Regions from separate parts of the Homo sapiens genome. Here region 1 is linked to region 2. The links are chromatin loops, found by intact Hi-C in ENCODE. Cell type or tissue: Panc1. All regions are shown on one strand. Links, peaks and the distances in the headings refer to the core of each region. The heading gives the core; the rest is flanking DNA.

The links. Peaks named below come from ENCODE experiments on the same cell type or tissue, not always from the same donor. Only the 100,000 strongest peaks of a DNase experiment are listed, where the experiment ranks them.
Region 1: it touches region 2 in a loop (7-fold over the local background); 82 of 110 quality-filtered maps call a loop at or near these places.

What each region holds. Positions count from the first base shown.
Region 1 is chr18:59,986,057-59,991,449 of GRCh38, reverse strand. No RefSeq gene overlaps it. Among named protein-coding and RNA genes, the nearest start is that of PMAIP1, 89 kb to the right of the region's middle. In Panc1, for the core only: CTCF peaks have their summits at 2,958 and 3,158 (motif pointing left); a DNase peak (open chromatin) is centred at 3,167.
Region 2 is chr18:60,546,574-60,551,966 of GRCh38, reverse strand. No RefSeq gene overlaps it. Among named protein-coding and RNA genes, the nearest start is that of MC4R, 180 kb to the right of the region's middle. In Panc1, for the core only: CTCF peaks have their summits at 2,233 and 2,442; a DNase peak (open chromatin) is centred at 2,446; H3K27ac peaks cover 498 bases.

The sequences.
Region 1 (5,393 bases), core at 182-5,181, 560 kb after region 2:
GGGAGAGAATGACCTGGTCAAGTGGACCTGCATGTCAGACCCCCAAGCTTTAGAGCAATGATGCTCAAACTTTAGCATTCCCTGGGAGATTCTGTTAAATCATAGATCCCTGGATTCTACCCCCAGAGAATCTGATTTAGTAGGTCTGCAATGAGGCCCCAGAATCTGCCATTTAACAGTTTCCCAGGTGATGATGATGATACTGGTCTAGTGACCATACATTGAGAAACAATCCTTTAGTTAAAAGGATATGTGGCAAAAAAATCTACAGATGATGGGATGCTGGGAAAGATTACATTCAGTCGTTTATATTTTATCTGTGAAGAAGGAGACATGGTAATCAGGAAAAAGGGATGGAATTGGAGAGAGAAAAGCTTGAGCAAAGTGTGAAAATTTTAAAATAACTACCACAAGGAATGATTAGCACTTGAGCAGTGCTAAAACCCCAACCAAGGTCAGCAAAGGTAATTATGGTGAAGCTTCACTGAATAGTGATGATATGCTAAGTTCTATTTTGGAATCTTGAATGTATTTATTGCTCCTAAAAGTCTCTGTATTAAGAACTTTTGTTATCCCCATTTTCCAGGGAAGAAAGCAGGCTCATAGGTCTAGTAAGTGGGAAAGCTAATATTTGAATCCACAAAGTTTAATTGCAGAGTTCATACTATCAGCAATCATGCTAGTCTGAGACTAAATCATTAAACTTCTTCACTTTGAAATGGAGAAGTTTAATGATTTAAAACTTGGGCTCTTATCCAAAACCCAAATGGCTTTTTTTTTTTTTTTGTGGTCAATGTTGAGACCACATTAAAACATTGTTTAGATGTTCTCACTCTCTGCTGATGATAGCATTGGAGTGAAAGGGAGAGATGTGAAAGATACAGCAGGACAAGACAAGCAGAGAAGGGTGGGCTGGTTTCTCTGTAAGAGCCTCCCAGCTTGGAGGGTTGGCCATAATGTAGCTGATCCTCAGCTTTTCAGATCAGCTACTAAACTCTCATGTCACCAATAGATTGGATGCCAACTCATTTATTTACAGTGAAGGGGGATGCACCTTTACAGTGGTAACCAGAATATTTATATTCCATCTCCAGAGCATATTCTTCCACCAATCAAAGTACCTGCGATCCAAATTAGTCATCAGAAAGCCATTTGTTGGACAGAGAGTCAGACTAGAGGAAGTAAATGGAGGTGCCAATATTTAACTAGGAGATGCTGGTATGATCAGGCAGGTGTTTTCAGCTAGCATCCATTCTGATATCTATATCCATGCTACAGTGGTTGATAATTTTTTTGTATTTAGGTTATCTAAATGATAAAATGCAAGAAACGATGAATTACAGCCACTCCATAGGAATATTCCATTTAGAAGCAAGCAGCAAAAAATAAAATAATGACTAGCACTATAAAGTAAAACATCTCATTAAGAAAGAGATCGTCAAATGTTTAGTGTAATTTGGAAGAAGATGTCTAAGAAATTTCCAAGTAATAGAAATTTTTTTAAGTTTATATATTTGGCTAAGAAAAAAGCTTCAGTTTTCTTGGAAATTTAATTATGTACCAAAGTGAATCCCCACATGATATAAATGAGAATATCTACTAAGAAACAACTAACTATAAGACCCCTGGTGTATTAGTCCATTTCTGCACTACTATAAAAAAACTACCTGAGACTGGGTAATTTATAAAAAGAAGGTTTAGTTGACTCACAGTCCCATATGGCTGGGGAGGCCTCAGGAAACTTACAGTGATGATGGAATGGGAGGCAAGGCACACCTTACATGGCAGCAGGAGAGAGAGAGTGTACACGAAGGGGGAAGCACCATCAACGCTTGTGAGAATTCACTCACTATCATGAGAACAGCAAGGGAGAAATCCAACCCCATTTTTCAATCATCTCTCCCACCAGGCCCCTCCTTTGACATGTGGGGATTATAATTCAAGATGAGATTTGGGTGGGCACACCGAGCCAAACCGTATCACCTGGTGATGGCTCCCCTGGCTTAGAATTTTAGATTACTAAATGAACAGGGCAATAACACAGGTACTTATCTAAACATAAGCAAAGACCAGCTACTTGTAAAGCAAATATTTTAACACACTTAAAAGAGTCAAATGGCCACATAAAAAGGCCAGAATAATTAATTATTTTGGTTATTTTAACTTTACCCAAAATAGAAATATGTATATTGTGTGTATAAAGCTAAGAACTAAGCTCACGCATAAAGCCACGCATTTTTAAAGATGTGCAAAATATCACTTTCCAAGGATATTCATACCTAACAGAAACACTGTTCCATTATGTAAAAAACAGGAACATGTTGCTAATCCAGCATTATTTACATTGATGGGCTAAAATGCTAACTTGAAATAATTACTGGATTGGTTCTGTTCAATTACCAAAGCTTGACATTCACCTAAAAACTCCCCATTCTGAGTTGTTGCTACAAAAAGAAACTATTAACCACCTACAAAGTAAGTCAGCACCTTATTTCATCTGCCTACAACACCTCCATTACACACAATACTCCCTGAGAATAGTATTAAAAGATGAATAGTGATAAAAGACAAAACCTTTTTTAAGAGCTAGTAAAATCAGCCTCACCAACACACAGATTACAGGCATTTTTTTGTTTTGTTTTTTGAGATGGGGTATTTTTCTGTGGCCCAAGCTAGATTGCAGTGGCACAACCATAGCTCACTGCAGGCTCCTATGTTCAAGCGATCCTCCCACCTCAGCTTCCCGAAGTGCTAGGATTACAGGCATGATCCACTGTGCCCAGCCTAACAGGCAATTTTTTACTACTATAATTCAAAAAGTATTTTAAACACTATAAATGTGTAATTTTTAGCACATAAAATAATTGCCTCTAAGCATACTTTTATTTATAGAATTTCTACAAGTGTAATTTTAAAAAAACCCTTAAAAATTCTCCCCAAAATAAATAGCACTTTTTCACAATATGACATTTTAAAATGTTAAACTTTGGACTATATGACAATTGGACAAAAAATGTAATCTAAGCCAATTTGATGTTCCTCAACTAAAATGAGTAAGATGTTATCAAACTTATGAAATTTATTCAGCAATTTTAAAGACGTTTAATTTAAATACAGGCTGATTAGTAACCTGGTGTCTGGCGCCATCTACTGCACAGCAGCAGTAACTTCTCCCTGTATGTTTCTTCAGCTAGACTGCAAATTACTTAATTTATGTAAGAAATATGTACCTGTGTGAAAACGACTGGAAATTAATTTGAAGATAGAAAAATAATTGCTGTGTTTAGAGTGTTGCTTTGTCTTTTTTTTAATGGCCTTATATTTTTTAAGAAAATATATTGACGAAAATTATTTACAGAACAAAAAATACAACTTGAGAAGCTTGGACAAAATGAGAAAGTGAAGAGCACCAAGGTTGGGAATGAATTTCTTACGATCCCTTACAAGGTGATGGGCATGGTAGATTACCACAAAGCTGAGGATGGTGACCTAAGTCATGTGACAGTTCAAAATTAAAGACCTGCTTTTTCTATTACTATTTATAATTAAAACTTGTTATCTAGCATAACATAAATCAAGACTTATAAATTAGCCCTATGAGAAATGGGTTGCTCACATGATCACCTAACGCTAATGGAGGAAAAGATATGAAGACATTCTCTGAATTGTCAAACAAAAATAAATGTATGATTCATATAGTTCAGTTTGATAGAAGTTTCCAAGATAACTGTGCTGGGGAGTATAAGGTTCCAGGGCTTTGTTTGTACCATATAGACTGCAACCTTGTGGGCTGCTAAACACTGAAAAATGTTGATGTGCAGATACCTTTCCTGGTAGCCATTCTTATACATTCTCCTTTCCTACATATTGTATAAGACCAGTTATCTTAGGCTGTTCCAGCTGCTCTAACAGAGTACCATAGCCTGGGTGTCTTACCAAAAAACAGAAATTTATTTCTCACAGTTCTAGAGGTTGGAAAGTCCATGATTAAGGCAGATTCGATGTCAGTTAAGATCCTGCTTCCTGGTCATAGCATCTTCTCACTGTGTCCTCACATGGCAGAAGGGCAAGGGAGCTCTCTAGAGTCCCTTTTATAAGGCCACCAATCCCATTTATGAGGGCTCCGCCACCATGACGTAATCATTACCCAATGGCCCCACCTCCAAATACTGTCACTCTGGTTTTGGTTTCAACCTATGAATTTGGAGGGAATATAAACATTCAGGCTATAGTACCAAGGAACCTTGAGTGTCAAGAAGGTAACTTAGATATGTTTGTAGGTAACTTTTCCTCCATAGTTCTTTTGGAAATTACAATTACGTATCCCTGTGTTGACTTGTTTGTTTCACACCTATCTCCAAGAGGACCAACATTAAGCTATTTCCATTTTGTTCTCTACTCTATCCATAGTACCCAGCACAATGCCTGATACATTCCCACATATACAGCATGGATACAGTAGGCACTCAATGAAAATTTTGACTAATTAATTAAAATACAGACCTGGGGCAAAAGTGGGGGTGGGAGGCAACTTGGAAAAGTAAAGAGAGGATGATAAAGGAAAAGAAGAAACAAAAACTCCAACATTCTATTTATTGACCCTCATGATAGGACCAGAAATTGCTCCAGGGATTATTTAATGGAACTGAGCAATATTTGCTTGGCCTATGAGCATCTCTATGTTTTAAATTCCTACCAATACCTGATAAGACACATGTGCACACACAACGCTCTTCTCAAGAGGACTCAGTACCAATGGCTGAAGGCTAAAATGCTATCACACCCGGTGTCAATCAGGGTTCCAGCAAAGAAGCAGAACTCATAAGAGTGGGATTCATTATAGTGATTTGACCCCACAGAACTGTGGGAGTTGACTAAGCAGTTTACGGGGCTTTTGTTTCTGTATCCAGGCCCTGGAGGGAATGGGTCTGTCATTAAAGAAGAAAAGATGGGCGTGAGTAGGAAAAAGCAAGGAGAAACCATGGCCTACAAGGACAAGGTGGAACATACGTGGCCAGGCCGAATCCCACCTCAGTCTCTCAGTGCCCCCAACTTCAGCGAGGAACGTGACCTGCTGGTACTCGTCCTCACAAAGGTAAACACACTCCCTGGGCACAGAAGCTGGAGCAGCTGTGAGGCCAGCTGCTGCCCATGTCCCCAGGGCGGCCAACAGAGGTGCAATCACACACGTGAGCAGAACAGGTCCCGGGCCCTGCACCCACCTTCTGAGCATAAAAGCAACATGCTGCTGCTTCTCTTCCGCCTTCCAAATCTCGTACATCAGTGTCTCTTCTGGACCACACTAACTATGCAGGAAACTCTGCAGGGAAGGGAATTCAGGGAACTATCATTCCAGCTTAGCTTCATTGACTCAATACAAATCTACTACATCA
Region 2 (5,393 bases), core at 126-5,125:
AGATGTTCTGAATATTACATTTTTGTTTTCTTTACGGAATGTCTGGTTTTGTTTTTTTGGATCATTAATCTACTTGTGTATTAGTTTGATGCCTTTGGGATCTGTTTTTAAAGCTTTGGTAGGGCAGGTTTAGAGTAGCCATCGTTCTAAATATAATCAACACTATAACTAAATACTAAATGATCACTATGTATTCTCCACTTCAGCTGGTGGGACCTCAAATATTTCTCTACCCTGTGTGAGTTCTTTGTCTATCCTGGTGCAGTTTCAAGTTACGTATGTATGGCCTACTACTCCCAGAGAATTTATGCAGATTTCTTTATTTTTTTTTTCTGCTGAGCACCTCACTCTATCGTGAGACTCCTTGTCAAGATTTCTAGCTACCTCAGCTTCCCCAAACACTAATTTCCTTCTCTTTTATTTAGTGAAGTTTCTGAGCAATGTTTAAGTGCTTTCTTCCTATGTCTGCAATTCAGATCACCTCTAAGCAGGAAACCAAGCAAACCATAGGCTCACATTGCTTCCATTTTCTCCACAGTAATAGTCTGCACTTGCTTTTGTTAAATATGTATGTGGTTTCACATATTGTATCTTTACTTTTATTAATTTATATGTACAAGGTAAATAAAATATTTGATAATCTTTCATGGACAAAAGAATAAGTATTCAGGGTTAGATTTATACTTTAAAAAATTTTGAGAGTCATGTTATATTAGATTCCAATGGGAGAAATCTGATACTTTCACTTTCAGAGTATTTAATTAGTTCAACTCTTCAAAAAGCAGTAAATGAGACCGGGTGCCATGGCTCACGCCTGTAATCCCAGCACTTTGGGAGGCCAATGTGGGCACATCACAAGGTCAGGAGTTCAAGACCAGCTTGACCCATATGGTGAAACCCTGTGTCTACTAAAAATACAAAAATTAGCTGGGCATAGTGGCATGCACCTGTAGTCCCAGCTACTCTGGAGGTTGACACAGGAGAATCACTTGAACCTGGGAGTCGGAGGTTACAGTGAGCCGAGATCACACCACTGCACTCCAGCCTTGGAGACAGAGTGAGAGACTCCATGTCAAAAAAAAAAAAAAAAAAAAAAGGCAGTAAATGTTGGCATTTGTTTTTTTCTTTCCTTTTTAAAATCTATATGTCTCCAAAGAATTATTAAATGTTAAATCCAATGGTAAAATATTAAAAATAACAACCATTTATAATCTTAAGTTTTCCTCATATCGGTGTCCACTGCTTCCTGGCTTTTATCCTGTGGAGCAGAGAATAACAAAAATTATACTGAAATAATTCCACACTAATAGTCCTGATGTAACACTGAGTATTTCTATCTCCTCATCTCAGAATTGTCTTCTAACAGCATCCAATCTAAAGTGCCTACTCCCAACTATCCTAACCCCATCATTCTCTGTCATGCCACTATGTTTGAACTCCTCAGGACACTCAAAAGTATTGGAAAGTACAAAATCAATTTCATTCTTGATCTGTTGATTGTCTGGACACCCCCCTCTCACCTCCCCATGAGAGCTATGATGTTCTAAGCTTATTCACTTCTGTGGCTCCAGTTCCCAGAGAAGCAGTGATATATATTAAGCACTTAATAATAATAATCTGGAGTGAATCCATTATCTCTTTTTGTTTTCCTAAATTCATTTACGCCTCTGAACTGCTTCTGTAAGAATTGAAGGTTTTGCTATGAAAACAATGTCTCTAAAGCTGAGAAAAAAGTCTCACATCTAATGGAAACTGTTGATACATATAGATTCGGCCACAATGAAAATTCACCAAGTTCGGAACTAACTGAATTGGTTTTGCTTAACATGTCTCTTAATCACACATCAAAATCCTTTAAAATCAAAATATTTGAAGTACATTTGTTGTTAAAAAAATGGAGTCTGTCAAATGAAACAGCTATGTCACTTTTACTAGGAGAAATCATCCAGAAAAGAATGGTATTTCTAAATAGATTAAGATATTAAGTAATGAGTACTAATAGCAGCTGGCAACTGGAGAGTGACTTGGTTTCAGAGAGAAAGATTTTAATATCAGAGGAACCTTTCTGAAAATCTAGTTCCATTAGTTCTAAGCACATGACAAACTTTAGAGATTACATTTTTAAAGAAGAGAACTCCAATTGTTTTTGTAATTCAAATGCAGTTTTGGAAATATCTAAATAATATTTAAATGTAATGTATACACCTTAAAATTTTTCCAGGACCCTATTTATGACATTCATTTTCTTAGGAGACCAGAAAATATATTTATTTTAAAAGTATTACATATTCAGATTTACATAATTTAGATTAAAAGATTATATAACTACTTTTTTATTTTGAGAACAGTCATAAATCTAAGAACAATTTTGCCTTCTTCGTTTCAAATGCTGGAATTCTGCACAGAGAATGAGCCATAGAGGGCGCTATTGTATTTACAATCCTGTGTAAGAAGCTTACAGATGATGAAATTCAAGAAATTAACTCAGTAGAATCAGTTGCTTTCACTTTGTTTACTAGACTAGAAAAATCAAGTGTTTTTTGACAATTTGATATTCAAAACACTGTTTTTTCCTCTTACAGTGTATTTTAGGAAAATCAGATTATCACTTTTAAAGGGATTTTTTTTAACAGGATAGTGAAATAATAAAATTATTTTGTCATGAGAAAACCTGAAATCCACTTCCTTAGAAATTTTTAAGAATGAAATATGTTATTATTGCTACAGTCACCATGTTGTACAACAGGACTTTTGAATTTATTCCTCCCGTCTGAAATTTTGTACCCTTTGATCAACACATTCAAATCTCCCCTCTTTTTTTTTTTTTTTTTTTTTTTGAGACAGTCTCACTCTGTCTCCCAGGCTGAAGTGCAGTGGCGCGATCTCGGCTCACTGCAACCTCCGCCTCCCAGGTTCAAGCGATTCTCCTGCCTCAGCCTCCCGAGTAGCTGGGATTACAGGAGCATGTCACCACGCCCAGCTAATGTTTGTATTTTTAGTAGAGATGGGTTTCACCATGTTGGCCAGGATAGTCTTGATCTCTTGACCTCTTGATCTGCCTGCCTCGGCCTCCCGAAGTGCTCAGATTACAGGCGTGAGGCCTGCGCCCGGCACTCCCCTCTCTTTTTGAAGCCACTGATAACCACCATTCCATTATCTGCTTCTATGCCTTTTTAAGGTGAAAAATGATAGGCATGTGCAGTAACGCATATGTTAATTAGCTTGATTTAGCCATTTCACAATGTATTTATATTTTTAAACATGTTGTAAATAATATATATAATTTTTATTTGTCAACTAGAAAATAATAAAAACTGTATAAAAAACAAATTATTAACACAATCAGTAGGCGAGATTTATAAAGAGTTTGGTGATATACATTTTTCCATTCTGGGGATGGCATGTATTGGCCTCAATTTGTTCATAATACTCATTTTTTGATGCAGATATTTGAAATCTAGTGTCCTCCTTTGAATGAGATGAGTGTTCTTAACTCTGTTCCTTCTCAAGTCAAAATTCTACCAAACTATTAATATTCAGCACAAATTCCCAATCGCTCCCAGTCATCTGGTACCTATAAACTACAGCTTCTCTCTTGCTCCACTGAAATCAATCATTTCTCTTTTATTTCTCCCACAGAGCATGTTCTATCATCCTCTACAGTTATTTGTGAGGATGTGTCAACCTCTTGCCAGACACCTGAGAGCTACACTCATGTAGGCTAAGTCCAAAAGCCCCAGAACCCAGACCAGTTTTTCTTTATCTCAGGCTTAGGTAAAATCCCTTCCCTTGGGAGACCGAGGCCGGCGGATCACGAGGTCAGGAGATCAAGACTATCCTGGCCAACATGGTGAAACCCCGTCTCTACTGAAAATACAAAAATTAGCTGGGCGTGGTGGCACTTGCCTGTAGTCCCAGCTACTCGGGAGGCTGAGGCAGGAGAATCGCTTGAACCAGGGAGTCAGAGGGTGCAGTGAGCCGAGATCACGCCATTGAGCCACTGCACTCCAGCCTGGCGACAGAGTGAGACTCCGTCTAAAAAATGGAAAAAAAAAAAAAATCCCTTCCCAATCAAAGGCACAAGCCCAGGAGGAAATAGACACACTTAGTAAAGTGGAACAGGAACAGAATTCGTACATTTCTGTTTTTGGCACCCCTTACTCTTCCTCTGTGATCACACCTGGTGACAGTCTCTTCTCTCATCAGGTAAGTGGCCTCGTACCCTGGAAATTTACCTGGGAAGGTCCTCTTTAAGTAAGACAAATATTTCACCTTTTATTTAAACACTTTGAGAATGAAAGGGACACTATTAAAAACTATGACAGGCATAAACCAGAACTGTCCTGGACATGCAAGATGTATGGTCATCCCATTTAATGTAAAACTATAAATCTTAAATATAGCCTTATTAGCCTTTACAAATAGTAACTCAGAATCAATCCTTGGAAGAGGAAGCCTTAAGAGTCAGACAGAAATGAGTTAGAACTCATTTCTACTACTCATGGCCTGTGAAATAATTTAAAACTTTCCTAGAGCAGTTATCTCATCTCCAAAATGTGGACTGTATCATCCTCCTGAGAATAAACTCCAAGGTCATTGTGAACACTAAACTTGTTCATTTAAGTGAAAGTAACTGGTACATAGTATACGTGTGATAAAACTTAGTGCCATTTCCTGTTACTCTTTTTCATGCCACATTTTCTGTTCCCAAGTAACTAGATTTTTCTTACGCATTGTTGTTCATTTTTACAGTTTTTGGGAAATAGCATAGTATCTATCAGCACTCAAAATGTATACAATTACTATAGTTATTTCTATTCTACAGATTTTTTATTCTTGGATTCCATGAGAGATTGTTGTTGCTCCTGCCTGGTTTTTATAGTTCAAACTGGGCTTACGCATTCTTTCTGTTTCTTTGTACTCTAAAGAATATTTGCAGTTAAAAATATCTAGGGACATAATGCCTTTCCACTGTGCAAAATCTATAGGGCATCTGTTACAAATGTTTCTAGTGGCAAGAAATGAGAAACACCTCCTCATCCAGCAAGTGAAATTGGTTACATAATTAGTGGTAGCTCAATTATCATTTAATATTACATAATTTTTAAAAAGGAATCATTTAAAAATACACCATGTACATCACTCTCGTTAATATTAGCGATATGAAAGACAAAAAAAAAGTTGTACTCTAAGCATTTCGAGTAAGAGATATCTTTGAAAACAGAAAGGAAATACAAAAGAAAATAAGTGCTTTTTTTTTTTCCTTTCTGAGACAAAGTCTCGCTCTGTGGTACAGGCTGGAGTGCAGTGGCATGATCTCGCCTCACTGCAACCTCTGCTTCCTGGGTTCAAGTGATTCTTGTGCCTCAGCCTCCCGAGTAGCTAGGATTACA